Linked DNA regions of Homo sapiens: regions 2, 3, 4, 5 and 6 are each linked to region 1. A link is a loop called in an ENCODE intact Hi-C map of the cell type or tissue named here. Cell type or tissue: PC-3. All regions are shown on one strand.

Region 1 (5,000 bases):
TCTTCAAAGAAAGTGTCAACCAAGCAACATTTTCAAATGGATAACCTCTGTAATTTTTTAATGAACTTCACTGAAAATTGGAAAATGCCCAGAGACAGGTCCACCACAGTCATGATATGTGACTCAATTAGTATGAAACTGTGAAATTAGGGTCTGGGTGGAGCCACACACCTGAGTTATTTGTCATCTGGACTAAAGGTCTTTGTCCATTGGAATGGCATCCCGTGTATGGAATGGCATACACGCCCATTGATGTACATTCTTTCTTCTCAAACCACAGGTTCTCTTATTTTGTGAAATTTTTGGTTGACTCAGAATAAATTTGTATAATTCGCCCTTCTGGTCTTTCTATTAGAGCACTTAAATTATTCCACTGAAACATACCAAAAGCTTTCAGACCTTTAGCATTGACTGGGAAGTGATTGAATAACAAATGAACTCAAGTCATCAGGGAAACTCTTGTTTAAAAATAAAGGACTCAGCTGCTTTTAAACAGTTTTGCTTCAGCCCCCACTTATTTATCACACCTCTTAGAAGTTTAAAACTATTTGCTTTTCTCTGATTGATTTGATCCTTGGATTTAGCTGTCTTCTTCCACGGCAGGCAATGCGTGGAGGGTAACCCTCTTTGTTCAGGAGCCGTGTCCTCTGGTTAAGACAGTGCATTTTTGCTTCCATATCAGGAATTTCAGTGATATCCATTCTCCTCAGGGATTAGAGATTGTTAATTACTTTCTGTTTAAAAAAAAAAAAAAGGGAACCCGCAGCACTGCAGCTTGGCAGGTTCTCTAAAAATAGAGGATTTAGGTTATTTTTAAAAACCCTCATTGAGGGATCATGACCATGAGTCACATTTATCTCCAGAGTTTGCCTGCTGAAGGAAAACCACATGGTTCTGTGGACATTTAAACCCTCCCTGAAACACTGCCACCTCTACAGAACAAACAGTCCCATCTACCCATCCATGAGGAAATGGAGAAGAATTTGTGCCTGTGGAATTTGAGGACCCAATTTAGTTTAAAATAGATATTTCATGTCCAGAGGCTGTGAACTGTTTTCTAAGCACGAGCTCTTACTAATGTTTGTCATGCTGCTGTATGGCTCATTTTACTTATTGTTAGGTTTATTCTTTTCCTTTTTCAGAAATATTCACAATCTAATGAAGAAATATTCATTGAGGAAGAGCTCTATGGCCTGGGAGGTATCAGTCTTCTCCAAGACATCAATTTTACTTGCTTACAGAACATAAAAAAGAAATTTTATGTGATAAATGCATTAATCTACAGCTACTTATGATTAGGCTGTTCTGGCTAAAATGGAATACATTATCTGTAAGACATCTTTCATACTCCCAAGGCACTTTAAAATAATGAAAACATATAAAATAATATCTAAGTAATTAAAGTAATGGCAAATAAAAACTTAGCATTATATGGAATTGCCTATCGGAGTAATATATCTCTTTTTATAAGCCCTTTGTGATATTGCTATTAATTTTTAAGTAACAAAATATTGCTCTTGAACCAAAAATGGGATATTAACTAACATATACACTATTAATTGCTTTACAAATGCAAAGTGCTAAATTCCAGCTCATAAAAATAAACCTTTGAGGATATCTAATAAAATCTACACACAGTGCCTGCTTCTGAATCATCTAAGGAGTAGAGGAGACTCCTCATATTGCTTCATAAAAAAAGAGACACTGTGTCCCTTCTGTGAGTGGATTTTTCTGCCTCAGGAAGCCTGGTATTGTCCACCCTCTCTCCCCACCTGGCAGTCATTCTTTCCGTTCACCCCTCCCCTTCCTTGATGACTCAGGTATTTATTCACATCCCCCTTTCTGATAATGAGTCCTCTAAGCCACAAAGTAAAACCAGCATCTTTCAAAACATTGTCACTTTTTTTTTCAGTTTAGTTTGTTTTGTTTTGTTTTGGTTTGTTTCAGACAGGGTCTCACTCTGTCACCCAGGCTGTAGTAGTACAGTGGCACAATCATGGCTCACTGCAGCCTCCACCTCCCGGGAGTGATTCTCCTACCTCAGCCTCCCTAATTGCTGGGACCATACCTGACTAATATTTTGTATTATTTTGGTAGAGGTGGGGTTTCACCATGTTGTCCAGGCTGGTCTCAAACTCCTGGACTCAAGCAATTCTCTCACCTCAGCCTTCCACAGTGCTGGTATTACAGGCATGAGCCACTGTGCCCGGCCATCACCTTCTTATAGATGGTATTCTGCCCCAGACCAGCCTGTTTTCTCGGCAACCTCCTACTGTCGTGATGTTTCCAGTCCTGTGTGTCCCACAGAATTGACCTAATGCCAGATTTTTCTTTATTCACCAGAATGTGATTGATTCAGCACGTCCTGGATTACTTAGTCCCAAATGAACTCATTTCCCTGGGGACCACACCCAATGCCCCTGTGTACACACCACTTATGCCAGGAGCCTTGGGTGCGTCATTTAAGGAGGCACTCGCTCTTGGATTCATGTAAGTTTAGGGTTAGCAGTTGCATAATTCAGAAAGCGAGTGCTTCCTTAAATATGGTGCCCTTCTTACCTGAGCCCTAACTTATTCACAGTCCAGCTTTTCCAGCCCTCAACTTGTTTTACTGAAAATATCAAGCAACAGGTAGAGAGAGGAGTTAAAGTGAACAATTACTTAAAAGTGGGTACAAGGGCCCTCTTTCCCACCATACTTTGCAAGGAGCTCTTCTTCTATTTCCTGAAAATAGTATCCTTGGAACTGACAGAATGGACTCCTCAGCATTGGAAATGAATTCATTTTTAGCATATGAACTGTTTCTTGGCAGCATTTCTGTAAACTATTTGGAGGGAAATCGCATGCTAGGTGTGTGTAAAATCATGAAATCATCTAACATTTTTAGGGTTCCCTGTTTTTCCATTTAGAGAGTTTTAATGTATATTCATTATAGTAAAATTCCAAGGCTGGGTGCAGTGGCTCACGCCTGTAATCCTAACACCTTGGGAGACCAAGACGGGAGGATCCTTGAGCCCAGGAGTTCGAGACTAGCCTAGGCTATATAAAGAGACCTTGTCTCTACAAAAAATTTAAAAATTAGTTGAGCATGGTGGTGGGCACCTGTAGTGCCAGCTACTCAGGAGGCTGAGGTGGGAGGACTGCTTGAGCCTGGGAGTTCAAGGCTGCGGTGAGCTATGATCATGTCCCTGCACTCCTGCCTGGGCCACAGAGCGTGATGCTGTCTCAAAAACAAAAACAGAAGATTCTGAGAATTCCTGGAAGAGGAAAAAGCAGTTTGTTTAAATTTGTTGTAACCAGCATTTGAACACAGAACCCCTTGAGGTGGGGGACATCTGTTAATGCCATACAGAAGTGGTATTCTGAGAAACTGCGTTAGGGAAAGCATGGAGTAGACTGAGCATTGGATTTAGGATGGGAGACTTGGATTCTAAGCCTGTTCAGGAATAATAGGACTCAGCACTCTTATTCACTCTGTTACCAGATCTATACATAGAAGGATTTGGATCAGGCTAAGGACCCTTCCAGGTGTCAGATGCGAGTGCTCTGTAACTCACCTCTGTTTTTCTTTCACTGGTGACCATCCTTCCCTGCTGGGTCATAGGAGGAAAAGAAAAACAACAACAACCTTTGTATACAAATATGCCAGCCCAACTTGGTTCTCTTGTATTTGGCTGCAGATCAAGAACAAACTTTCAAGTGGCATTTCGAGAGAATCCAGGAAAGCAGTTTCAATCTGGAAATTTGCTCTCCTTAAATATTTCAAAAACACATTTAGGTAAAATCAAACAGCGGAGTAACTGAGTGCCACCCCCTCTGCTAACCCAGAGGCTGAGAAGTTTCTCAGGGGCCCCCGGCATAGAAATCCAATATCAGAAACACCTACCAATATTGTAACACCCACCAATACTGTAACACCCTAAATCTTTCAGTAATTTTGCCAAGAATTAGGCTTTGGATTCTGCACCAGAGTTTAGTGACTTCAGTTAATTCCAGCTTCAAGCAAATCTTGGATGTTAACCCTGATTGTCAGCCTAATCTTTATTCAAATATATCAATACTTTGAAGGCCAACATAAAGACAAATATTTGCCTCTTGTGCTAAAGTAGCCAACTTTTAAACAATAAACAGACTGAGTGAATCACTAATTACCATTTTTAATCATTTTTGTCCCACGTTTTGAGAGATTTTTGTCTAGCAAACTATATTTACTAAGCAATTAATTTGTTTTCCTTGTAAAAAATTAATCCAAAATGCATACCACTTGGCTGTCTTCCCGGGCAAAAGCAGACGCTTGTTATTTGAGTTATATTTATTCATTCCGTTTTTTAAATTTTTATTTATTTTGTCTTGCTGTAGCTTATATTTAAGTAAATGTACAGAACTTTGAAGATTCCGTTTCATAAAATACCTGATGAATACCACTGGACGCTTGCGCTGCGCTGCTCCGGCTTCTGCTGACAGAGGCTTAAAGAATGGAATTCAGGCACATTTTAATTCATTCACTCACTTGGTTTTCAGTGGACAACTGTGAGACCTTTCCTCGGGAGAGCTCGTGTCCACTGAAATTTCCTATCCTCGGTGTAATAAACCTGTCACCAAGATCCTAAAAAATTGGTAGGGAGCGCTTATTAAATGCAGGCCGGTGGTGCGCCGCCATCCACGGCCCCACCCCCCGCCGCCTCCACATGTCGCTGTCTGCCCCGGGCACCCTGCAGGCTCCGGTGGAAATACCTTTCCACCTGCCTTTGAAGAGTGGCGGTTGGGCTGGCAGTTCCCCAGAGCTAAGAGACCTCCCCTCCCGTTCCCTAAGACAGTAGGGTACAGTTATGAGCCCTCTGGGATTTAGGCTTATTTTGTGTCCAGGGATTTATTGACTCATCTGTCCCCCCAAATCGGTTATTTTGGGGGGTAGATGAGTCAATATCCAAGTGTCAGGGAGATACTAAGGATAGATGCAAAGACAGACACGTGGCGGAATCAAACAGGCCAATTTCACC
Region 2 (5,000 bases), 91 kb before region 1:
GCCATTGTGGCCTCGCAATCACTGCAGCCACTGCAATCATCACATCTGCAGTCAGCAAGGAGAAAGGTGGAGTGGCAGCACCTCTAGCAAGAAAACCAAAACACTCTGTGAGCCTCACAGCAGCCTTCTCTTGGGTCTCATTGACCACACAGCTGGAGCATGTGGCATCCCTGGAAGGGAGCTTAGAGAGAAAAAGTTGGGGAAGAATATTGGGTCAGCCACCATGATCATGTGCCTGCCACAGAGGCCCAACATAGGCCCCAGAGGAAGACCCTGATATTGGCATTTCAAGCCCCCGCGGATGCTATGTTGGGTAGTTAATTAAACCTGGCCCCGCTGTGCCTCCAACAGAAGCTTCCTGGTGCTTCTGGGTGATCAAGTCTCGGTGTACTCCATCGAAGTCTCTCAGGATGCTTTCTAATAGCTCAGCCTGGTGCAACATAGCATACAAATTAGACAGTTCATTTCTCAGAAAAGTATTTGTATTTTCTTTGGAGAGCTGACTATGTATTTGGAGAGGAAATGGCTTGTTGTTTGCCTGCCCTATCAGGTGCTTTTACTTGTGTCCTCTTGTTTAAGCTTCCCAATGGCCTTGCGTGTGTGGTGGATGTTCTCACAGGCATTGGGGTGGGTCTCCCTCTGTCTGCTCTACTCTCCTCTGTTGTGGCAGCCATGGGATTTGGGATGTGGACACCAGGCCCACAGGGTGGGCCTGATTAATCTAAGCCAGTCAGAGTAATCTCATTACCTTGGTAGTCATTGGTGCAGAAATGAGCTTGTAACCAATCTGGCGCAATGAGATTCAGGGGAAGGTTGCTGGGCTTCTGGGAACCTGTTTGCTTGGGCTAGAGAAAAAGCCACAGGAAGAGCAGTTTGTGTCTTCAGCTAAATGTGAACGGGAAAACCAGGAGCCCTAATTGCTGTGGCTGTATCCTGTGACCCTGAGAGCAGCCCTGTTTAGAACAGATCCAACACTGGATGGCAGCCTTGGAGTCAGAAAGAGCCTGGGTCCTTGAGGACATCACTGAGAAGCTGGACCAACCATCCTGATGACCTCACAATCTGTAGACGCCCAGATATGTGAGCCCATCTGTTTCCTTATGTGAAAGTTAATGTGGTTGGATTTTCTCTTACACTGAAAGCATCTAACTGCTCCAGGTGTTATGCCCGTTTTCAGTTGAGGAAGCTGATATCCAGAGAGATGGAGTAACTTGCCCAAGGTCGCACAGCTTGTGTGGCAGAGCTGGGCTCGGGACCAAGGTCTGACTGTTGGCTCCACACCCTGCAATTAATCTGCTGTTCACTGGGAGAGGTGATTCGTGTATTTCAAGATTATAAGAACAGCTCAGACATGCTTAACTTACTAAGAAACTGGTATTGGACTTTTCACACTTTCTCTGAGTTCAGAGCTGGGCCATTTCCTGTGTAACAGGGATCTCCAGAATATCAAAAGACTTCACAAATCACAGTGGTGCCAAAGAAGACAGATTTAATACTGGTTTTCAGGATGACATCAGTTCTTTTTCTCCATTTTTAAAAGTAGGCAGTAATGATGACAGCATATAAAACAAATATATACCAGGTCGTAGCTTCCAATTTCCTCTTATCAGAATTGACAAATGTCCCACACCGTGCAGGAAGAGTGCAGTTAAGAAGGGGCACAGAGTTATCTGTGAGTTTTCATTACTTTTGTTCATTATACTGCTGCATTCCCAATCTTTTCACCCTCAATCCTGTGGGTTAAAGGACTGCAAATGCAGCAGTGTAATGAGCAAAAGTCTAAGAACTTTTTCTGGAACAACTTAAAGTCTCAGAATTGGACAGAATTTGGAGGACAGCTGGTTTAGTCCCTCCCCCGTGGCAGGCAGGAGTCCCTCCCAGAGCACCCCCTGCTAGGCAGCCATTTAGCTTTCCCTAGAAAACGCTCTGGAGAGGAGTCACTCTTTTCTACTCTCCTTGCTAGGAAGCTCCTCATATTGCACTGACTTCGTGCTTATGTATTGTTATAAACCAAGTCACTGTTCTTCAGAGCAGAATGGATACCAGCTCATTAAAAGACAAATGGCGACAAATTATCTTTGTGACTGTGTTCTCTTCCCAAGGTGATCTGATGAGCCATCAGTAATAGATACCCCCCAATAGGGTGACCAAGCCTACTTACCCCTTTACCCCTTAACTCACTCTAGGTAGAAATGGGATACACATCCTGTCTGTGAATTTGATGTAACCCAGGAGAGAGACAAGGGGTAACTTCAAGGTTTTATGTAGCTGAAAGATGACCTTCAGGCGGGGGATGACTTTGTTTTTTGCCTTATTTTATTTTATTTTATTTCAAAATCACACATTTGTTTAGCTCTAAGAGTTAAATACCACTACAAAGCTAATAATGAAAAACAGCAGTCTCTACCTATGGTCTCCCTGTCTTTACATCTTCCTCTCCAGAGGCAACCCCTTGCAAGTCTTCTGGCCATTTCTTCTGGTGTTTATACTTAAATTTCTCAATAATGTGTTGATACTGTTATTTCTTGATTTTTCAGTTTTAGGTATAATCCAATTTCTTCCTATCACAGAAAATGAGGATTGAGCATGGCTTCACCTCTCCTTCCTTTCCCTGGTGCTGCTCCTGACCCCCAACCCCCACCACTCACATGCAAACTTCCTCTTCTATCTTCCCAATATAGTTGCATCATAGTTTTTGGTTGAGTCAACATGTATTATTTAGATTTATATGATGATGTAGATCTTGCTCACAGCTGAGCCATGCAATGAAATCCAGAAAGAATAAAGAGGCATGACTGACCTACTTAACAGAGAAAACACACATGTGACCTGAGGTGCCAAAGCCCTCCCTGGAGTGTTCCACACCAACTAATTCAGACTGCGGGGAAAGGATTGCTGAAGGTTACTTGTTCTGTGCCTGCCAGGTTGAAGCAAGACCAACTGCTGAAGGGGTGGGCGAGGTTTGCCTCCCTTCCTAAGGAGGTGGAAGTGTGAAGATTTTGCACACTGGACAAATAAAGAGATGAAAACAAGGGTGAACTCAAGACAGCAAAACAAAGCCATAAACCAGCCCCTACCCGTGTGGGAACCTTGCTGAAGAGTTTGATGTTTTTCCTTTTTCCTTTGCACTCTGGGAACAGTCATATGAAGCATCCTGTTTAAATACTTTTCTCCTTTGAAGCAATACCCTCTAGTTACTCATGACCCTTCAGTGATTCACAAACCATCTTGTGCTTCCTATGAGTTGATGTAGGGTGGGCTGGGGACCAGGCAGTAAGAGAAGCCTGGCGTCTCCACATCACCACTCTGCAAGCTTCCGTTTTCTCCAGAGTGTTCTGAGTCTGTCCTCCCCAACCCCTCCCTGTCGGGCTAGGCCATTTTGCCTGCTGTCCCTCCACCGGCATTGACAAGCCCTAGGGGCACCACTGCTTAGGGGAAGGGCAGCTTCTGCATGTGGCCCTCTCCTGGAGAAAAAACATGCTGATTTTGTTTTTAAAATAAATGTTAGCTGGAGCACTGGCTCACACCTGTAATCCCAGGACTGTGGGAGGCTGGGAGGATCACTTGAGCCCAGAACTTCAAGACTAGCCTGGGCAACATAGCGAGACCCCATCTCTACAAAAAAAAAAAAAATCTCCTTAAGCTGATAAGCAACTTCAGCAAAGTCTCAGGATACAAAATCAATGTGCAAAAATCACAAGCCTTCCTATACACCAATAACAGACAAACAGAGAGCCAAATCATGAGTGAACTCCCATTCACAGTTGCTTCAAAGAGAATAAAATACCTAGGAATCCAACTTACAAGGGATATGAAGAACCTCTTCAAGGAGAACTACAAACCACTGCTCAACAAAATAAAAGAGGACACAAACAAATGGAAGAACATTCCATACTCATGGATAGGAAGAATCAATATCATGAAAATGGCCATACTGCCCAAGGTAATATAAGATTCAATACCGTCACTATCAAGCTACCAATGACTTTCTTCACAGAACTGGAAAAAACTACTTTAAAGTTCATATGGAACCAAAAAAGAGCCCACATTGCCCAGACAATCCTAAGCCAAAAGAACAAATCTGGAGGCATCACACTGCCTGACTTCAAACTATCCTACAAGCCTACAGTAACCAAAACAGCATGGTACTGGTACCAAAACAGAGATATAGACCAATGGAACAGAATAGAGTCCCCAGAAATAATACCACACATCTACAACCATCTGATCTTTGACAAACCTAACAAAAACAAGCAATAGGGAAAGGATTCCCTATTTAATAAATGGTGCTGGGAAAACTGGCTAGCCATATGGAGAAAGCTGAAACTTACATCTTATACAAAAATTAATTCAAGATGGATTAAAGACTTAAGTGTTAGACCTAAAACCATAAAAACCCTAGAAGAAAACCTAGGCAATACCATTCAGGACATAGGGACGGGCAAGGACTTCATGACTAAAACACCAAAAGCAATGGCAACAGAAGCCAAAATTGACAAATGGGGTCTAATTAAACTAAAGAGCTTCTGCACAGCAAAAGAAACTACCATCAGAGTGAACAGGCAACCTACAGAATGGGAGAAAATTTTTGCAATCTACCCATCTGAAAAAGGTCTAATATCCAATCCAGAATCTACAAAGAACTTAAACAAATTTACAAGAAAAAATCAAACAACCCCATCAAAAAGTGGGTGAAGTATATGAAAAGACACTTCTCAAAAGAAGACATTTATGCAGCCAACAGACACATGAAAAAATGCTCATCGTCACTGGCCATCAGAGAAATGCAAATCAAAACCACAATGAGATACCATCTCACACCAGTTAGAATGGCGATCATTAAAAAGTCAGGAAACAACAGATGCTGGAGAGGATGTGAAGAAATAGGAATGCTTTTACACTGTTGGTGGGACTGTAAACTAGTTCAACCATTGTGGAAGTCAGTGTGGCGATTCCTCAAGGATCTAGAACTAGAAATACCATTTGACCCAGCAATCCCA
Region 3 (5,000 bases), 55 kb before region 1:
CTTCACAGCAACATCCAGACTAGTGTCTGACCAAACAGCTGGGCACATAGCCTAGCCAAGGTGACACACAAAATTAACCATCACATGCCTCTTCCCTTCATGTACCCTGGCTGCCCAGATATTCCATCAGTCTCTGGAGCCTTAGGGGCTTTGTTCTTTCTAGTCCCTTTGCCTGTGATATGTTCCCCTTCTTTATTTAGCCGGGGTCTCAGGTTAATAATCATACCCTAGAAAAGCCCTGATTGATTCCCGTAGTTTAGTTAGGATCCCCTGGTGTGACCCTACCCAGCTTCCTATATTTTTCTTTCACATCCTTTGTATACTTTAAAAAATGTGAACATTTATAAAGAATTGTTTCGACTTTTCCCTCTTGGACTGGAAGCCCCTCATGGTATCCTACTCTTCCTATAGTGCCTGACACATAGTAGGTGCTCATCAAAACCTTGGGGCTTCTCTAAATGACGTACAGACTTGGAAGCCTTCTCAGGGAGTCTTATGTACAAGTAAGGAGACTCATGAGAGTCAAACAGCAGGATTTAGGCCCAGGTCTTCTAACACCAAGTGAGATATCTTCTCCCTGCACCCTCCAGTTTCAGGGCAGAACCCCAAGTGTCCCATTCTGAGCTGGCTGACTTATTTTGCCTTACTAAGAAAGCCAGAGAGCCTCTCTGACCTTCAGTCTCCAAATTCACAAATGAAATCCATGTGGAGAAGGAGCTTCTTTTCACAAGTTAATATGGTAGGACCAGTGGATCAAAGGTAGATATCAAGAGCTACAATCTCACGCCTCCATACCTCCCATTCCACCCCATCTTATGAGAAACTTTTCAGACTAGATACTAAGGAAAGCAACTATGTATTAAATGCTCGCTATGTGCCAAAGACAGTTGTAGTGCTTTGGGGTATATCTTCTCACTTAAGCTTCACCTATTTATGTACTAATATTAACCCCATTTTACACATAGGGAAACTAAGACATGAAAACTTGAACAAATCTTACAACCAACTGATGGTAGATCCAAAATTTCAACCTAAATGGTCAAGATCCACAGGCTGTGTTGTTGTTGTTGTTGTTGTTGTTGTTGTTTTGTTGTTTTGTTTTGAGACTCTCTCTCTGTCTCCCAAGCTGGAGTGCAGTGGTGCCATCTCAGCCTTGATCTCCTGTGCTCAAGCGATCCTCCCACCTCAGCCTCCCAAGTAGCTGGGACTACAGGTGTGCACCACCATGCCCAGCCATTTTTTTTTATTTTTTGTAGAGATGGGGTCTCATTTTGTTGCCAGGCTTGTCTCAAACTCCTGAGTTCAAGTGATCCTTCCGCTTTGGCCTCCCAAAGTGCTGGGATTACAGGTGTGAACCACTATGCCCAGCCTCAGCCTTTGTTCTTAATCACTTTGCCTTAGAAGAGATGACCCTTAATGTGTCTAAAGCAGTCAGGCCAATGAAATCAAATGTGAGCCATAAAATGTGAGTCACATATGTGATTTTAACTTTCCTAGTGACCACGTTAAGAAAAATGATTTTTTTTTTTTTTTTGAGATGGAGTCTCACTCTGTCATCAGGCTGGAGCGCAGTTGGCACGATCTCGGCTCACTGCAACCTCTGCCTTCCAGGTTCAAGCGATTCTCCTGCCTCAGCCTCCTGAGTAGCTGGGATTACAAGTGCACACCACCACACCCGGCTAATTTTTGTATTTGTAGTAGAGACAGGGTTTCATCATGTTGGCCAGGATGGTTTCGATCTCTTGACCTCGTGATTCACCCACATCAGCCTCCCAAAGTGCTGGGATTACAGGCATGAGCCACCGTGCCCAGCCCGAAATTATTTTTAAAAATTTTATTTAACCCAGTATATATTTAAAAATCTACCATTTCAACGTGTTCAATATAAATAATTATGAGATAGTTTACATTGTTTTTTCATACTCAGTCTTTGAAGTCTGGTGAGTATTTTATACCTCCCAATTCGGCCCAGCCACATTTCAAGTGCTCAGTAGTACTTGTGACTGGCACCTACCATATGGCAGCTGGACTGAGCATGTCTAAAGGAACTCTCGGTGTAACCCTTAGACGCTGAAATAACCAGGCTGCTCTTACTCCCTACCCACAATAAAATTCCCACTGTCCCAGCCAGGGACCGCGAAGCTCTGCCCCCTTTAGGATGCCAATCAGTTATTGGAATACCTGAGCCTGCCTCTCAACTCAGTCTTGGGTGTTGGGGGGTTATGACCATCTTCATAAACTGCAGTTATCTTTCACCCCATGGACAAGAATCCAGAGTCCACAGTCCCTGTCACGTAGATTGGGATCTTGGTTTGCCAGTGGTGAGGCGGCCAGTTCTGTGCACTCACCCTGAGCCTCTCACTCCCTCTCTGCCTGGAATGAGTCCAACTTGGTGAGTCAGGGCATGAGTTATGAGTAATCCAGAAGGCCCTGAACAATTGTCTTCCTGACTTTTGAATCACCCGATCCTCTCTGGGATCAGATCAAGTTGGGGGAGTTGGTTCTGTTGGTTGGCAGGGACGGGCCCCCTGCTGAGATGTCTCATCTGGTCCCTCCTTTTTCTCTTGGCTCCCTGACAGTTCAGGCATTTGGCAGAGGGAACTTAAATTTTCTGGAATTGCTTTTGCAGGGAATTTATCATGAACTCACCAGTCCCTTCACGTGGCTTCCATTCTCTCAAGGTTTAGTTCATTGGTTTGGGGGTTCCCCTCCCTACTTTTTTTCCCTTTTAAAAGCTCTAACCATTAAAACATAACTTAGTAAGCTAGAGAGTGGTTTAAATAAAATGAAAAATCGAAAGACAATTATGGTTATGGTGTGTTGTCAACTTCTCACTTGTGAGAGACCAGTCTTTCCACCTGAACCCTCACCCAGAAAATTCTGCAGATTCTACTTTCAGGCCCCTCTGCCCACAGTATTGGCAGAGACTTTTATACACTGGTGCAAAATTTAAAATTCTTCCAGGAGAAAGAAGTGCTCCAATCCTAGAGGGACTCTCATGTTGAAATATAACAGTGGAGTTAATTAGCATTGCAGGGCTCACAAAACTGCCTCCAGGGGCTCCTTCTCAGATTTAAATCAGGGCTGTGTGTGAGATGGAACAGCTCCCACAGAAAGACCCCTTCCACCAACAGCTCTGACCACCGTTTTTTCATCCTTCTCCTTTGGCTCTGCGAGGAGGAACAGCTGAGCCTGGATCGGTGGGCAGCATTTACCAGCTGCATGCTAATAGTGCCCAGGGCCCCTTCCCAGCCCACCTCCTGCTTTCCCCTCAGCACTTTGCTTCTGAAGCCAGATCTCCTTAACCCTTTAAGTTCACACTTATCCCTGTCCTAGAGTGGCAGCAGTTGGGTGAGCCTGGACTTTTCCAGGTTGGGGAAGAAGTCAGGGGGGGCCTTTGGCCCAAGCACTCCTTTCAGCTCAGCCTAAGAAAGTGCATTTTCTAAATGACCCTGCCATTTTTTTTGTATCCTGGACATGAGCTAGATATCTGCTTCATAGATTCTCTGCATGCGTTTCACAACCTTGCCTGGTAGGTATTCTAATCTCCATTTTACAAAGGAGGAAACTAGGACTGAGAGAGGAGGTGGTGTTTCTAAGTTGAACCTGCATGAAAGATGGTTCTAGGATCCCAACCCAGGTCTGTCTTGCTCCAAAGCCCCATGCCAGGAACACTGTTCCCCACCCATCCCCAGGCCGAAATGGTGGAGATGCTGCTGCACTATTACTGCTACAAATGCTAGTGATTATAATAGGAGCAGCAAATACTTTGTAACAGATCACATTTTGCAAAGATGGGTAACTAATTAAACATTACACAGAAGGCCCTGGTCAGAGCTGTTAGGGGCTGGTGGGAGGTGTCTGCTCTGCACAAGCTATCCCATCTCACATATAGCCTCGATTTAAATCTGAAGAATGGCCTGGGTAATATAGTGAGACCCTGTCTCTGCAAAAAATGAAAAGTTAGCCAGGTGTGGTGATGCATGCCTATAGTTCCAGCTACTGGGAAGGCTGAGACAGTAGGCTGAGCCCAGGAGATTGAGGCTGTAGCGAGCTATAATTGTGCCACTGCACTCTGGCCTGGGTGACAATAAGACCCTGTCTCTATAAAATAAAATAAAATAAAATAAAATAAAATCTAAGAGCTTGTTCAGGGGGATTTATGAGCCATGCTGTGAAATATATGAGTATAGACATCTGTATTGATATCTATTTCTAAACAGGCATACCTCAGAGATATTGTGGGTTTGGTTCCAGACCACACCAATAAAGTGACTATCACAATAAACTGACTCACACAAATTTTTCGGTTTCCCAGTGCATATAAAAGTTGTGCTTATAAGGCCAGGCACAGTGGCTCACGCCTGTAATCCCAGCACTTTGGGAGGCCGAGGCAGGCGGATCACAAGGTCAGGAGATCGAGACCATCCTGGCTAATATGGTGAAACCCCGTCTCTACTAAAAATACAAAAAAAAATTAGCCAGGCATGATGGTGGGCACCTGTAGTCCCAGCTACTTGGGAGGCTGAGGCCGGAGAATGGTGTGAACCCGGGAGGTGGAGCTTGCAGTGAGCTGAGATCGTGCCACTGCACTCCAGCCTGGGCAACAGAGCGGGACTCCGTCTCAAAAAAAAAGAAAAAAAACAAAAGTTATGCTTATAATATACTGTAGTCTATTAAGTGTGTAATGGCATTATGTCTAAAAAAAGTATGTACCTTAATTTAATTATTTATTTATTTTCTCAGCCTGGTTCAAGGGGGAATCTTAACTTTAAAATTCTTTATTGCTAAGAAATGCTAATGATCAGGCTGAGCATGGTGGGTCACACCTGTAATCCCAGCACTTTGGGAGGCCGAGGTGGATGGATCACCTGAAGTCAGGAGTTCAAGACCAGCCTGGCCAACATGGCAAAAGCACATCTTTACCAAAAATACAAAAATTAGCAGGGCATGGTGGCATGCACCTGTAATCCCAGCTACTTGGGAGGCTGAAGCACAAA
Region 4 (5,000 bases), 72 kb before region 1:
CCTAGGCCTGCACAGGGTCAGGATGATCAATATCACTGTCTCCCACTTCCATATCTCGTCCCACTGGAAGGTTTTCAGGGGCAGTAATATGCATGGAGCTGAAAACGCCTATGATAACAATGCCTTCTTCTGGAATACCTCCTGAAGGACCTGCCTGAGGTTGCTTTACAGTTAACATATTTCTAAGTAGAAGGAGTACACTCTAAAATAATGATAAAAAGTATAGTATGGTAAATACATAAACCAGTAACCTAGTCATTTATTATCAAGTACTATGTGTTATTCATAATTGTATGAGCTAGACTTTTAGTTGACTGGCAGCGCAGTAGGTCTGTTTACACCAGCATCACCACAAACACATGAGTAATGTGTTGTGCTATGATGTTACAATGACAATAGCATTACAACAGCTTTGCGTCACTAGATGATAGGAATTTTCAGCTCCATGATAATCTTATATATGGAGACCACTGTCATACATGCGGCCCATTGTTGACCAAAGCGTTATGTGGCACATGATTGTAGTTGTTTATAGTCAGCATCCCTTCTGATTGGGTGGTCTGTGCCATTTTTGAGCATTGCCTCTTGGAACAAGGTATAAGAAAGACAGAGCCCAGCTATAACTTTAGGAATGTCCGTACCCTCAGGAATATCTGTATCCTTAAGAAGGGCAACAGGGTTGCTGAGTACAGGCTAAAATAACGATAAAAAGTACAGTATAGTAAATATGTAAAAAAAACAAGTATTATCTATTGTTTTCTTTTTTGTTGTTGTTTTTTATGTATTGTGCATAATTGTATGCATAATGCTTTTATATGACTGGCAGTGAAGTAGGTTTGTTTACACCAGCATCATCACAAACATGTAACACATGTAACTATAACACAGTTAAGTCACCTGCAACATCACTAGGCAATAGCCATTTTCCAGCTCCATTACATTCTTATGGGACCACTGTTATATTTGTTCTCCCTCACTGACTGAAATGTCGTTATGTGGTATGTGACTGTACAACATAAACTCTTCATTGTTTACTTTGTGGCTTCTTTGCATGGCAGTCATCTGAACCTTGTTCCTAAATTCGGGGACTTCCCCACTGTTATGGTCTGAATATTTGTGTCCCTCCAAAATTCATGTGTTTAAACCTAACCCCCAAGGTGATGGTGTTAAGAGATGGGGACTTTGTCACTGCTGTATGTGGAAACTAAATAAAAAGGAGATGGGGATTTGGGGAGGTGATTAGGTCATGAGGGCTCCACCCTCGTGGATAGTTTAAGGGCTTGAGGGAGGCTTTCTGCCCGTTCTGCCATGTGAGGATGCAGTCATTCATTGCTGTCTATGAGAAACAGGCCCTCACCAGACATGGCGTCTGCCAGTCCCTTGATCTTGGACTTCCCAACCTTCAGAACTGTGAGTGATAAATTTCTATTGTTTATAAATTACCCAGTTGAAGGTATTTTGTTACAGCAGCCTGAATGGACTAAGACACCCACTGTATATGTTTGGGGATTGATAGGGTGTATCACTTACCACAGAAGTAAAAAAGAAGGCAGATTCTTGCTTCATTCCTGCCCCAAACATGAGTTTGTGGTGGACATGTGTCTCAGTATGGCAAATCAGATGCCCCTGCCCAGGGCTTTGACGCTCACAGTGGGAGGCAAAGAAGCAGAGAGAGAAAACTATCCCTTCAATAAATCCTTTTCCTGCTTAAGTCTGATTTAGAGCTGGTTTCCACTGCTTTCAAGGTTAAGATGTTCAAGGCTGTGCTGGGAAGGCAGGTTGCCATGCAATCCCAAAGTGTGTGTGCTCGTTAAATCTACACCTCCTCTGAGAGCCCAGGGTAGGTCACCAGCCATCTCATTCCTCCTGGGACTCAGGGGATTTCCTGGAATATGGGACTTTCCGAGATAAAGCTAGACATACTGGGCAAACCCAGGTAGTTGGTCAACCTAATCTGAGCCCCATGGACTTAAAAGAGCTTTGGTGTTCCAAGTCAAGGCTGTCTTGGCTCCAAGTCAATTCATTAATATGTCCTGGAGAAAAGGAGGGATCCCAGGAATGCCTTTTCCAGAGACAGCTTCTGAAATCAAAGGCCCTCTGAGGAAATGCTTAGTAGGAGTCACTGATTTTATAAGAGTGACTCATTCAGAACATTTCGATGTAAGCAGAGGTGGATTTACCAGCGAGCTACTGAAACTTGAGCTTCAGAGGCCCTTGTTTGCCCTTGGAAGCCATGGTAGGGGCCCAATGAATAGTCACAGGATCATATGTTTTTGTCAATTTTACAAAAGTAAGATTTTTTTTTTTCTCTGCAGTAGGTTAAGATGCCTGTCTCTTTCTCTTCTGACTTCCCCTCCTATTAAGTGGTGGACGTTGGCATGTCCAAGTGCATTTCTGAAAATTCTGCTAAGGGGTCATTCAGTTTAGAATACATTTAGTTTGGATTTAATGGGATGTGTGCCTGAAGTCACTGTCACTTCTTTGTACAGTTGTACAGTTTAAGCTATTGCTGGCAGGGGAAACGCACATATCCTACCTTGAGTATTTTATTTGATGCCAAAATGCTTCTTTAAATTTTATTCTATTTTATTTTATTTAGAGACAAGGTCTCTAAAAAATATGTTTCCTGGGCTGGGGTGCACTGGCTATTCACAGACATGATCATAGCTCACTGCAGTCTTGAACTCCTGGGTTCAAGCTATCCTCCCAAGGAGCTGAGACTACAGACACGCACCACCATGCCCGATTCAAAGTGCCTCTCATATCCACAGGGAAGAAATGCTGAGTTATCCATAAACTTCAAAGCCTGAGCATGGCTGTGGGAGGCAGCTAATAGACAACTCTGCAAAGAATGGGAATCATTTTGAAAAGAAGCGTGGAGCTTTCACAAAAGAGAAGAGAGCTAGAGCAATAAACAATTTCTATCTACACAAAGAGGAGCAGACACGTTCCTGTCTTGGACCCTTTATTTTGGACTCCGGTTGGTCTGAATTGAAACTGCCTTTTAGTTGGGAGCTACAGAAAGGCTGGGACCTTGAGATCACAATGGATGCTTGTTACACGTGAGATGAAAGTTTGAGGAGGAGTGTACATCAAAAGATGCTGCGTTGATGACGTCAGAAATTATATGCTGAGAGAGCCTGTTGCAGTGAAGAAGGTGGGGTTTGCCTCCCGCAGGTGAGGCCCTGCTCCAGCCCCATGCCCAGTATTACCATGGCACTCACAAAAACACCATTTATCCTATTCTTTGTTTTTTGCTGCCTGGGAACTCCTCGAAGGCAGGATCTTGTTGATGATGTTTGTATCAGCAGCACCTGGCAGAGTGCCTGGGCCCAAAAGTAGACTCCCAAAAAATGTTTGCTGAATTTAATGACAACATCTTGCAGGTTCTGTGACCACCATGACATCCGGTGCCCTGCTGCTTAATAAAGGTGAGTAAGAATGAGGTGCTCTCATAATAAGAGACTTACATAGAAAACCAGCTCAGGGGATTCCAGGACCACAGCTCCTTTCTCCTCCAGGCCCAGTGCCAGGAAGTGTGGACAGACAGCTCTATGTGTCTGAAGCCAGGGATCTGTGGGGGTTGCAATAAAGGCAAAAGTAGCAGGATTTGTGCCCTCTTGTAGAAGCCAAGGAAAGAGAGAAAAGTGTTGTGGGAGAACAAGCAAAACAAACAAATAAAACTCCACTGAAAGTAAATCCATGTCTATTATTACAGTCACACCTTTAAGTAAAATTATACATAAGGATGTAAGCACAAACCAGTTTTAAAAATTCTTAGAGCAGTGATCCTTAGATGGGTAGGTTGAGGCATCCCAGTACCAAGAACGCCCCTCAGGTGCACCACACAGTTTTACTCAATGCATGAAAACTGTTTCAGCTGCAGCTGGGAACACATATATATATATATATATATACTGCTCTGACGAGTCTCTTCCAGGTGAAACACTGATTACTGAAGTTCAGGGAATGGGGTCTAGAGCTGGGTCTTGAAAACAAAGAATGGAGTGTCCTGGAATTTGGGAAGCTTTGCCCTGCGAGTATGTAAAAAGGCACCATGAGGGCAGTGAGAATTCCAAAGGACCACCAGGGGTATGGGTGGGGATAATTATGTGGGCAATTAAGCCCATGGAAGTATGCTGTCAGATGAGAAGTCCCTACCCAGAGTGAGGGCTGCCACTTGGGATACATTCTTAGTGTTTCCTTAACTTCAACTCTTTAACTTAGCTTCTCTGGAGTTTTTGTTTCTTCATTTTTCCTTTTTTAATCCTCACATTCGAAATAATTTTAAATTTACAGAAAAGTTGCAAGAATAGCACCCAGACTCACCAGTGTTAATAATTTGCCACATTTGCTTTATCATTCTATGTATCTACATTTTTTTTTCTGAACTATTTGAAACTAAGTTGCAGACATCATGTCCCATTTACCCCTAAATATTTCCACCTATGCTTCCTGAGAACAAAGACATTATTTTATGTAACTACAGGACAGGGATCAAAATTAGGAAACATGGCTGGGCGTTGGCTCATGTCTGTAATGCAGCACTTCGGGAGGCCGAGGCTGCAGGATCACTCGAGCCCAGGAGTTCGAGAACAGCCTGGACAAAATAGCAAGATCTGTCTCTACAAAAAAAAAAAATGAAAAAATTAGCCAGGCATGGTGGAGCAGTGCCTGTGATCCCAGCTTCTTGGGAGGCTGAGGAGGGAGGGTCGCTTGAAGCCAGGAGGTCAAGGCTGCAGTGAGTGTAGCCACTGCACTCCAGCCTGCCCGACAGAGCAAGAGCCCTGTCTCAAAAAACAAAAAAAGGAAAAAACATGGATACAGTGGTTTCAATCTGTAAACATATACCGGCTTTGCATTCAAATTTTGCCAATTGTCGCAATATCTCCTTGTACTTAGCGGTGCTGCCCAGTGAAGCTTTCCACAGTGATGGCAAGGGCTGCTGAGCGCTTAAAATGTGCCCAGTGCGACTGAGGAAGCCCATTTTAAATTGTATT
Region 5 (5,000 bases), 140 kb before region 1:
AAAAAATAACTAAGCCTTACCTAAGGGAGGATAGAGTTTCGTTTCTGTATGATACATTTTGGTAAGTTTAGATTTTTAAAAGTGAATGTGCATTACTTTTGTAATCAGAAGAAAAAGACATAGCAAAAAGGTAAAATTTGGAATGGTGGAAGCAGCCTGGGTAGAAAATTGTTTCAGTAAGAATTGTTTTAACAGGAGATGGACTGGGCCGGGCGCGGTGGCTCACGCCTGTAATCCCAGCCCTTTAGGAGGCCAAGGCAGGTGGATCACGAGGTCAGGAGTTTGAGACCAGCCTGACCAACTTGGTGAAACCCCGTCTCTACTACAAGTACAAAAATTAGCCGGGCGTGGTGGCGGGCGCCTGTAATCCCAGCTATTCAGGAAGCTGAGGGAGGAGACTCACTTGAACCCTGGAGGCGGAGGTTGCAGTGAGTCGAGATCACTGCACTCCACCCTGGGCGACAGAGCAAGACTCCGTCTCAAAAAAGTAGATAAATAAAATAAAAGGAGATGGACTGGGGTGGTAGTTTGAGAGAGATGTTTGATCAAGGGAGGAGCTTTAAAAATGGAAGCTACTAGAGCCTGCTTATGATGATAAAAATGACCTAAAAGAGAAAGAAGGGAAGGGAATGTACACTTGCTGCTCAGATCATTGACATCACCTGGGAGCTGGTTAGAAATGCAGAATCTTGGGCCCCTGGCCCAGACCTGCTGAATCAGACTGTGCATTTTAACAACTCCCCAGGCAATTCACACACACATTACAGGTGGAAAAGCACTAAGGAGGGACGCACTGGGGTCACAAGCCTTTTGGTAGGAAGGGCAACCTCTGTCATTGCAGGAAGGAAGATCCTGTGGGCTGGTGTAGATGCAGGGAGACTTGTTTGTTTGGAAATGGAAAGATGAGAGAGTCACCCTAACAGTTTCTATTTTCTGAATAAAGAATAAAGCAAGATCACCTTCTAGGAGGCGGGAAGGGAATGTGGGAGGTTGAGAAGAAAGTACGAAATAGTCATCTCAGAAAGAGAAGAGTGACCTTATAGAAACATGGTAGGATTTCCAACCAAGGTTGAGTGTCCACGAGGAGTGTGAACTCATGACCTAAAAGAAGTTAAATCTAGTGTCAGCCAAGTTGTGTGGCTTTGTCCAGCAGCGTTCAGCTCATTCAGCACACAAACAAGAGAAGGCAGACAGCCAGATAAGAGAATTAAGGGACTGAATTAATGAAGGAACTTGCGAGGAACTGATTTAAGTGATGGATCCTGAAATCCATCCCTGTCATGGGGGTCCACAGGCAAGAGGAGGATGGAAGGTAGTAATTACAGATGAAATAGTGGGCTGTCTGGTATTAATACATTTCACTGTGTGATTAGTCTTTAAAGTTTCGTTATTGACAACGTAGTCAAGTTACTGTAACTGGAACAGATCTCCTGCCATTCTGAGTAGAAGAATTACTCTCCACATGACTCAGGTTTTGAAAACTACTGAGTTTATGCAATTTGGATATATGCGCCACTGTATTTCTCCACGAGTATTGAAAATTGAGGAAATTCTGTAGTCTGAATTACCAGTAAAGGCAATACGGGGTGTCCTGAGAAGGGGAAGAGAAGAATCACTAGCATGCTGGCCTGTGCCACGGTCTTTACATTCATCTCCTTCTCTAATCCCCAGGATAAGCCCTGTAAGAGAGGCATAATCACCCCACAGTTTACAAGTGAGGAAACTGCCACAGAAAGGTTAAATAACTTGCCCCAGGTTACCCAGCTGGGAAGACTGACCTTGTCAGGATTTCGGCCCCCTGGGTTCCAGACCCTTCCTTACACCTTCCCATTACTCTGTAAAAAGATCCTCTTAGTTGTGATCATATGTACAAACAGGTGCACGTGGGCCAGCACACACATTCCATAGTTCTGGCCACATTTTGTTTGGCTAACAAAGTAATGAGACACCCTGGACAGTACATTCTTGGGCGGTGATGTGACTTGCGGAAGACGGAGGTTCTCAGGCATATGGTAGCATTTCTTATCTGTAGATTTAAAAATGTTGCCCTTCTGATTGGGAAAAAATTCTTTTAGTACTATTAATGTAGAAGGCTTGAGATTTTAGAAAGCTGTGAAAATTGTGTGCCTTTGGGCAATGGAAATAGATCTCTGTGGCAGAATATAAAAGGGTAATCTACTGGGACAAGATTCTGTGTGTGTATTGTTATTATCACCACCATCATCACAATTACTACCCCTGCTGAATATGTACCCAGTAAATATTCAGCATAAAGCATCGAACACATGGTGTGTATGCATACAAACACAGGTGTGTGTGTATGTGTGTGTATATACAAACATGTAATTTCATTTAATGCTTCCTGTAATCCCCCGAGGTGTATCTTATCCCTATCACATAAAAACCCAGAGATTTTAACAGAGCCAAGCTTGCGTAGCTGCTAAGTGGCAGAGCTGGGTCTCAAACCCAGGTCTCTGTGGCTGTGAAGCCCCATGTGCAAAAGCACAGTGCTGTGCCACCTCCCAGTCCGAGTAAACTTGATACATATAATTGTGTATTTACTAACTGATGAAGTAGGGAATTACTGAGTTTATGCAGCCAAAACCCTTGAACGTAAGGAACATTCAGCATTGTGTCAAATGGACCCCAGGCAAAGCAAAATATTGTATGCCAGCTCCGCTGGGTGTAATAGCCCGTATTTCCCTATTAAGGGAAAAACAAAGCAGGAGGAAGTTAGAGCAATCCTTACAGATCAGGGTATTTGGAAGAAGGCAACACAAATCGGTCCCAGAAAAGCGCGGAGTCACCTCTGCCCTGCAGGAGCCGGCCATGGTCAGCTCTGTGTCTTCTCTTCCTTCTGGCAGTGGGTTTGTTTCTCTGTTTTTCTTTTCTTTTCTTTTTTTTTCCCAATCCCCATGGAAAGATTTCCAGTCGTTTTATAGCTGAATTCAGTGGAAAAGTAATGTTTATTCACCTCACAGCCAATTTGGACAGAGCACATTTCTATTCCATAAAGCAAGGCATTGGTACATTCATGATTCAGAATTACAGGCACATTCCTTGCGTACAGTTGTGTTTCAGCCTGGATAAAATTAAAATGTCACTTTCCTTTTTCTTTCCTGTGGATTCGCTTGAGTTGCTCTCATTAGGCAGAACTGGCACTCTTGGGAGAAATGCCAGGCTTCAGAATGAAGGCCTGGTAAATGTAACCTCATCAAGTTGCAGTAGCCGGAAAACAAGACATGAGGTGAACATCGGCATTAAGTGCACTTCTCTCTCTCTGTCTCTCACACACACACACACACACATGCACATACACACACAATCTGCCTTCCTTTCTGCCACTTTACTGAATCCACTCACAGATCACCAGTCATCAGCACCAACAGCATCTTCTAGAAGCTGATCTTCAGGCCTCCATAGCAGCCCATGCTGTTAACCCTCCTTCCTGAACTTCTTTTCTCCCTGGGCTCTGGTTCGAATCTCACGTGCCCCAAAGGTGACCTTCCACACTTCTGAATGTTTCTGATCCCTGGTTTTCTATCCTGTGTCTTCTCTCCTTCTCTCTTCCTTGGTGATCTCAGGCACTCAATATGCATGCATTTATTGCATCCCTAGACCACGTACAGTTGCAGAAGAACCGCAAAGATAAAGATGAAGCCTATCCTGTAAGGAACCGGATCTGTCTGATACTGTGAATTGTTCCCTTAAGTGGAAGTAATTCCAGCAGATTTCCCGTCCCCAAAAGGATGCAGACAAGAGAGCATGGGCTTTGGAATCGGACGAGCGGGGATTGAGGCCAGTTCCATAACCTCTCACCCCTGGGTTCCTTTCTACAAACTGGAAATGAAAACACCCACTTTATGAGGTTATATTTTAAAGTTTCTGTCAAATAGTAGGTGCTGAATAAATGTTATTATCTACCTCTCTCCTTTCCCAAATTCTTATTCTGACAAGATTTATTGATCTCCTCGTATGGGCAGCCAGACTCTCCTTCATGAGCCAGTGGGCGTGGCTGCAGCTGCTTGCCCCATTCCTATCCAGTATTCTTCACCTGGAATACCTTAAAAAGGCTAAAATTTAATTAAAAGAGGACGAGAAAGAAAATGAGTTAAGTAGGGGGTAGGGTAGAAGCACCGGATCCGTGGAGACTGAGGGGTTGTTCCCAGAAGTGATATAATTCTGGTGAAATTTGTTTCAGATATTTCATTGGTGTCTGTGTTAAAGCTGCTACTCCACCTTCACAGCTCTAGAAGGATACGCAAAACAGATGAATTGTGGGCCTACAGAGGGGGGATTTCGGATATTGTGAGTTAGAACTGGGAAGAAAACTTTTTACCACATACCTTTTAGCATGATGTGAATTTTAACCACGTGCAACTACTATATTTTCAAAAAATAAAACTAACCAACCAGAAAACAACATAGTTCTCTTTAGCAAACAGTTTGAGGACAATTGGAAGCACCATCTTTATGCTAAACTTAGCACCTTTCTCTTTTGCTAAGAATAAACCAAAATTAGCTCAGAAAGATGCCTGATCGCCAAGAGTTTGCCGACACCCAGGTGTGTCATGAGCCTCAAGACAGAACCCGGGTGCGTTGCAAACCTCATCTTTAATCGGCTGCAGGAAGCTCTATCCAGCTGCCGCACCGCAGGGTTCGCTTCACTGATGTGAGAGTGGGAATCAGGGATCAGGTTCCAGCCTGGGCCCTGGTGCTGTCTGGCCTTCAGCTCTCTGGGCCTCACTTTTTCTTTTATGAAATGTGATTTGTAAGGTCACTCTCTGATCCTCTGATCTGTGTACTGTGTCGGTAGAGTAATTAGACCTCATCCTCCCCTCCCAAGCCCTAGTGGACCACAGCCTTTCTCTGTTTCCACCCTATGAGGGCCTGAGATTCTCATGCTGAGAGTGCCTTCTTGGCTTTTGATGTAATTTCTAGAAATGCCCCTCAGACCCCATCAAGATTAAATATAGTATGTATTTTCCAAAGGCAGTTTT
Region 6 (5,000 bases), 160 kb before region 1:
CCCTTAAAAACTTGCCTGTGCCTACTCTGCCTGTGCTCTCTGAGTGGAAGAACAAAGCCTGGATGACAGCACATCTTTTTTAATATGACGTACTGAATATTTTAAGCCCACGGTTGAGACCTACCTCTCAGAAAAAAAAAAAAAAAAAGATTCTTTTCAAAATACTAGTACTCAAAGATCTAATATCCAGAGTCTACAAGGAACTTAAACAAATTTACAAGAAAAAAAATTTAAAAGTGGGCAAAGGACATGAACAGACACTTCTCAAAAGAAGACATACGTGTGGCCAATAAAAATATGAAAAAAAGCTCAAAATCACTCATTAGAGAAATGCAAATTAAACCACAATGAGATATCATCTCATGCCAGTCAGAATGTCTATTATTAACAAGTCAAAAAACAACAAATGCTGTCAACATTGCAGAGAAAAAGGAATGCATTTACACTGTGGATGGGAGTATAAATTAGTTCAACCATTGTGGAAGACAGTGTGATATTTCAGTGACCTAGAGGCAGAAATACCATTTGACCTACCAGTCCCATTACTGGGTGTATACCCAAAGGAAAATAAATTATTTTGTTATTAAGATACGTGCACACATATGCTCATTGCAGCACTACTCACAATAGCAAAGACATGGAATCAACCCAAATGCTCATCAATTATAGACTGGATAAAGAAAATGTGATACATACACACCATAGAATACTGTGCAGCCATAAAAAGGAACAAGATCATGTCCTTTGCATGGACATGGATGGTGTTGGAAGCCATTATCCTCAGCAAACTAGCACAGAAACAAACCAAACACCACATGTTCTCACTTATAAATGGGAGCTGAATGATGAGAGTACATGGAAACATGGTGAGGAACAGCACACCCTGGGGCCTGTCAGAGGGGGCAGGGAAGGGGAGCATCAGGAAGAATAACTAATGGATGCTGGGATTAATACCTAGGTGATAGGATGATCTGTGCAGCAAACCACCATGGCACGTGTTTATCTGTGTAACAAACATGCACATCCTGCACATGTACCCCTGAACTTAAAAGTTAAAAAAAAATTTTTAAATACTACTACTGGTTGATAATACACCTGGTCACCCAAGAGCTCTGATAGAGATGTATGAAGAGTTGAATGTTGTTTTCATGCCTGCTAACACAGCATCCATTCTGAAGGCCATGTATCAAGGATTAATTTCAGCTTTCAATTCTTATTATTTAAGAAAACTAGGCAGGGCGTGGTGGCTCATGCCTATAATCCCAGCACTTTGGGAGGCCAAGGTAGGTGGATCATGAGGTCAGGAGATCGAGACCTTCCTGGCTAACATGGTGAAACCCCGTAAAAATACAAAAAATTAGCCAGGCATGATGGCAGGTGCCTGTAGTTCCAGCTGCTCAGGAGGCTGAGGCAGGAGAATGGCGTGAACCCAGGAGGTGGAGCTTGCAGTGAGCCAAGATCGTGCCACTACACTCCAGCCTGGGCAACAGAGCAAGACTCCATCTCAAAAAAAAAAAAAAAAACCTAAAAGCCTGGGTGTGGTGACTCATATCTGTAATCCCAGTGCTTTGGGAGGCTAGGTGGGAGGATCACTTGAGGCCAGGAGTTTGAGACCAGCCTGGGCAACATAGCAAGACCCTTTCTCAACAACAACAACAACAAAAATTAAAAGTTAGCCAGGCATGACGGTTTGTGTCTGTAGTCCTAACTACTTGGGAGACTGATACAGGAGGATCACTTGAGCCCAGGATCGCGAAGTTACAGTGAACTACGATCGTACCACTGCACTCCAGCCTGGGCAACAGAGCAAGACCCTGTCTCTTAAAAAAAAAAGAAAAAAGAATACTATTTCCTAAGGCTATAGTTTCCATAGATGGCGATTCTCTGATGGATCTGACCAAGGTAAATTGAAAACCTTGTGTAAAGGATTCACCATTCTGTGTGCCATTAAGAACATTTGTGATTCATGGGAGGAGGTCAAAATATCCACATTAACCAGAGTTTTGAACAAGTTGATTCCAACTCTCGTGGATGATTTGAGGGTTTCACAACTTTTATTGGAGGAAATAACTGCAGATGTAATGGAAATAGCAAGAGAACTAGAATTAGAGTAGTACCTGTAAATGTGACTGAACTGCTATAATCTTATGAACAAACTTGAACAGATGAAGAGTTGCTTATTATGGGTGAGCAAAGAAAGTGGTTTCCTAAGATGAAATCTACTGGTGAAGATTGTTTGAACACTGAAATGACAACAAAGTTTTTAGAATATTACATATAAACTTAGCTGATAAGACAGTGGCAGGATTTAAGAGGCTTGATTCCGATTTTGAAAGAAGTTCTGTAAGTGAAATACTGTCAAACAGCAACATCACATGCACAGAGAACTCTTTCCTGAAAGGGAGAGTCGATCGATGCGGCAAACTGTATTGTTGTCTTATTGTAAGAAATTGCCATAGCCACCCCAGCCTTCAGTAACCTGATCAGTCAGCAGCCATCCACATTAAGGCAAGATCCTCCAACAGTAAAAAGATTACGACTTACTGAAGGCTCAGATGATTGTTAGCATTTTTTTAGCAATATTTTTAAGGTATGTACTTTTTTAAGACATAATGCTATTGCACACGTAATAGACTACAGTATAAACACGCACTGGGAAACCAAAAAATATGTGTGACTCACTTTATTGTGACATTCACTTTATTGCGGCAGTCTGTAATCAGACCTGTAACATTTCCAAGGTATGCCTGTATTTGCAGTGCAATGATAGAGATATGAACAAACAAATCAGAGATGGGACACATAAGACTGCTAGGAAGCCCCTGGAAGACATCCTCAGGGAGGCTATGCTTGAACTAAATGTTGAGAAATGAGTAGAAGCCTGCCAGGTAAAAAAGTAGAAAAGGTTATCCCAGGCAGAGGAACCAACATAAGCAAACAAACATAATCATAAAAGAGCAGGGCTTATTTTTTTATTGCATATTTTAATAACTTGATTCAGGTAATCAGATGTCCCAGAAAATATCCCAAACTTTACAAAATATCTTAAGTTTTAAAAATCCTTATGGTAATGTCACGTAACTTCCTATCTAACGTCAGATCTGATTCATGTTAAACACGTTTTGCATATGGCAAAGGGCTTTTATTTCAGGTAAATGGTGAAATTGTTGGTCCTTTTATTATTTTTTTAATTTTTATTTATTTATTTTTGAGGTGGGGTCTCACTCTGACACCCAGGCTGGAGTGCAGTGGCACAACCATAGCTCCCCACAATCTTGAACTCCTGGACTCAAGGGATCCTCCAGAGTAGCTGGGACTATAGGCATGCACCACCACACCCAGCTAATTTTTAAAAATTTATGTAGAGGCGGGGTCTCGCTATATTGATCAGGTTCATCTTAAACTCCTGGCATCCTCGAGCAGGGCTTATTTAAAAAGCTGAAAGTCATTTATTATGGTTAAAGCATGAGGGGAGGAGGCTAGAAAGATAAAGTCTGGATCACAGAAGACCTTGGGAGCCATGCTGAGTTTGGATTTTATCTGAAGAGAATGTCTTTAAGAAGACAATCAGGTATATATTCTTAAAAGATGCACACAAATACATATTTGTTTTCAATTTGTATATGCTTTACAAGGATTAATTCACTTAATTCTCATAACAAACTATGAAGTGTAGGTACCATTATTCTCCCCATTTTGCAGTTGAGGAAACTGAGGCACAGTAATTTCCCAAGGTGACCTGACTCCGTGGTGGAACTAAGTTAAAAACCCAGACATTCTGGATCCAATGCCCATGCCCTTTTCCACTATGCTATACTATCTTTGTGTTTCTTCAAGATGTGTATGTTTTCTTATGAAAGGGGAATAAAAAAATTTTTCGTGTAATTTCTTCCATACCACCTACCAACCAAGATAGAATGTTCTTTGGTCTTGCAAATAGAGTCATTCAGCAGTTCAGCAGTCTGCCTGTCTTTTCTCCATTTCCTCAGGATTCACTTTCCTCTTACCACTTAGCTGCTGCTTATCCCTTTTAGTCTGGATTTTTTGTTTTAGTTTCAGGGGTACATGTGCAGATTTATTATATAGGTCAATTGCATGTCACAGGGGTTTGATATACAGTTGGTTTTGTCACCCAGGTAATAAGCATAGGTAGTTTTTCTATCCTCACCCTTCTCCCACCCTCCACCCTCAAGTAGGCCATGGTATCTGTTGTTTGCTTCTTTGTGTCCATGGGTACTGAATGTTTAGCTCCCACTTATAAGTGAGAACATGCGGTATTTTGTTTTCTGTTCCTGTGTTTGCTTAAGATGATGGCCTCCAGCTCTATCCATGTTGCTGCAAAGGACATGATCTCATTCTTTTTTATGGCTGCATAACATTCTATTGTGTATATATACCACGGTTTTTTTCTTTATCTAGATAGTCTACCATTGATGGGCATTTAGGTTGATTCCATGTCTTTGCTGATGTGAATAGGGCCATGGTGAACATACACATACATGTTTCTTTATGATAGAAATATTCCTTTGGATATACCCCGTAATGGGATTGCTGGGTCAAATGGTAATTCTGCTTTGAGTTATTTGAGAAATCACCACACTGCTTTCCGCAGTGGTTTGTGGAAACGCTTTACACTCCCACCAGCAGTGTATAAGCATTCACTTTCTTCATAACCTTTCCAGCATCTGTTATTTTTTGACGTTTTAATAATGGTCATTCTGACTGGTATGTGATGATATCTCATTTTGGTTTTGATTTGCATTTCTTTAATGATCAGTGATCATTTTTTCCTATGCTTGTTGGCCACATATATGCCTTCTTTTGAGAAATGTCTGTTCATGTCCTTTGCCCACCTTTTAATGGGGTTCGTTTTTTGCTTGTAAATTTAAGTTCCATGTAGACTCTGGATATTAGACGTTTGTTAGATGCGTAGTTTGCAGATATTTTCTCCCATGCTGTAGAGTGTCTGTTTATTCTGTTGAGTGTGTGTGTGTGTGTGT

What was found. Hi-C counts contacts between places; a loop is a spot of excess contacts. Peaks named below come from ENCODE experiments on the same cell type or tissue, not always from the same donor. Only the 100,000 strongest peaks of a DNase experiment are listed, where the experiment ranks them.
Region 2: a loop joins it to region 1, with 8 times the contacts of the local background. A loop is called at or near these places in 4 of 110 quality-filtered maps.
Region 3: it touches region 1 in a loop (3-fold over the local background); 6 of 110 quality-filtered maps call a loop at or near these places.
Region 4: it touches region 1 in a loop (5-fold over the local background); 4 of 110 quality-filtered maps call a loop at or near these places.
Region 5: it touches region 1 in a loop (4-fold over the local background); 3 of 110 quality-filtered maps call a loop at or near these places.
Region 6: it touches region 1 in a loop (9-fold over the local background); 2 of 110 quality-filtered maps call a loop at or near these places.

What each region holds. Positions count from the first base shown.
Region 1 is chr3:23,738,881-23,743,880 of GRCh38, forward strand. No RefSeq gene overlaps it. Among named protein-coding and RNA genes, the nearest start is that of UBE2E1, 65 kb to the right of the region's middle. In PC-3, CTCF peaks have their summits at 4,707 and 4,912; DNase peaks (open chromatin) are centred at 211, 911, 1,771 and 2,411; H3K4me3 peaks cover 3,104 bases; H3K27ac peaks cover 4,103 bases.
Region 2 is chr3:23,647,805-23,652,804 of GRCh38, forward strand. The region is part of intron 2 of LOC105376993 (a long non-coding RNA gene); the gene reads left to right. Among named protein-coding and RNA genes, the nearest start is that of UBE2E1, 160 kb to the right of the region's middle. In PC-3, a CTCF peak has its summit at 967 (motif pointing right); DNase peaks (open chromatin) are centred at 2,767 and 3,197; H3K4me3 peaks cover 648 bases; H3K27ac peaks cover 1,643 bases.
Region 3 is chr3:23,683,560-23,688,559 of GRCh38, forward strand. No RefSeq gene overlaps it. Among named protein-coding and RNA genes, the nearest start is that of UBE2E1, 120 kb to the right of the region's middle. In PC-3, no CTCF peak of the experiment used is centred here; DNase peaks (open chromatin) are centred at 2,462 and 4,272; H3K27ac peaks cover 2,587 bases.
Region 4 is chr3:23,666,629-23,671,628 of GRCh38, forward strand. LOC124909353 (a long non-coding RNA gene) reads left to right here. Exons shown (of 2, transcript XR_007095844.1): 1 at 1-3,431. Among named protein-coding and RNA genes, the nearest start is that of UBE2E1, 140 kb to the right of the region's middle. RefSeq lists enhancers at 1,439-2,638, 4,874-5,000. In PC-3, no CTCF peak of the experiment used is centred here; DNase peaks (open chromatin) are centred at 1,023, 2,063 and 3,423; H3K4me3 peaks cover 897 bases; H3K27ac peaks cover 4,172 bases.
Region 5 is chr3:23,598,432-23,603,431 of GRCh38, forward strand. No RefSeq gene overlaps it. Among named protein-coding and RNA genes, the nearest start is that of UBE2E1, 210 kb to the right of the region's middle. In PC-3, no CTCF peak of the experiment used is centred here; a DNase peak (open chromatin) is centred at 1,940; H3K27ac peaks cover 1,097 bases.
Region 6 is chr3:23,577,879-23,582,878 of GRCh38, forward strand. All of the region lies in intron 5 of UBE2E2 (ubiquitin conjugating enzyme E2 E2), which reads left to right. Among named protein-coding and RNA genes, the nearest start is that of UBE2E1, 230 kb to the right of the region's middle. In PC-3, no CTCF peak of the experiment used is centred here; a DNase peak (open chromatin) is centred at 2,683; H3K4me3 peaks cover 620 bases; H3K27ac peaks cover 1,690 bases.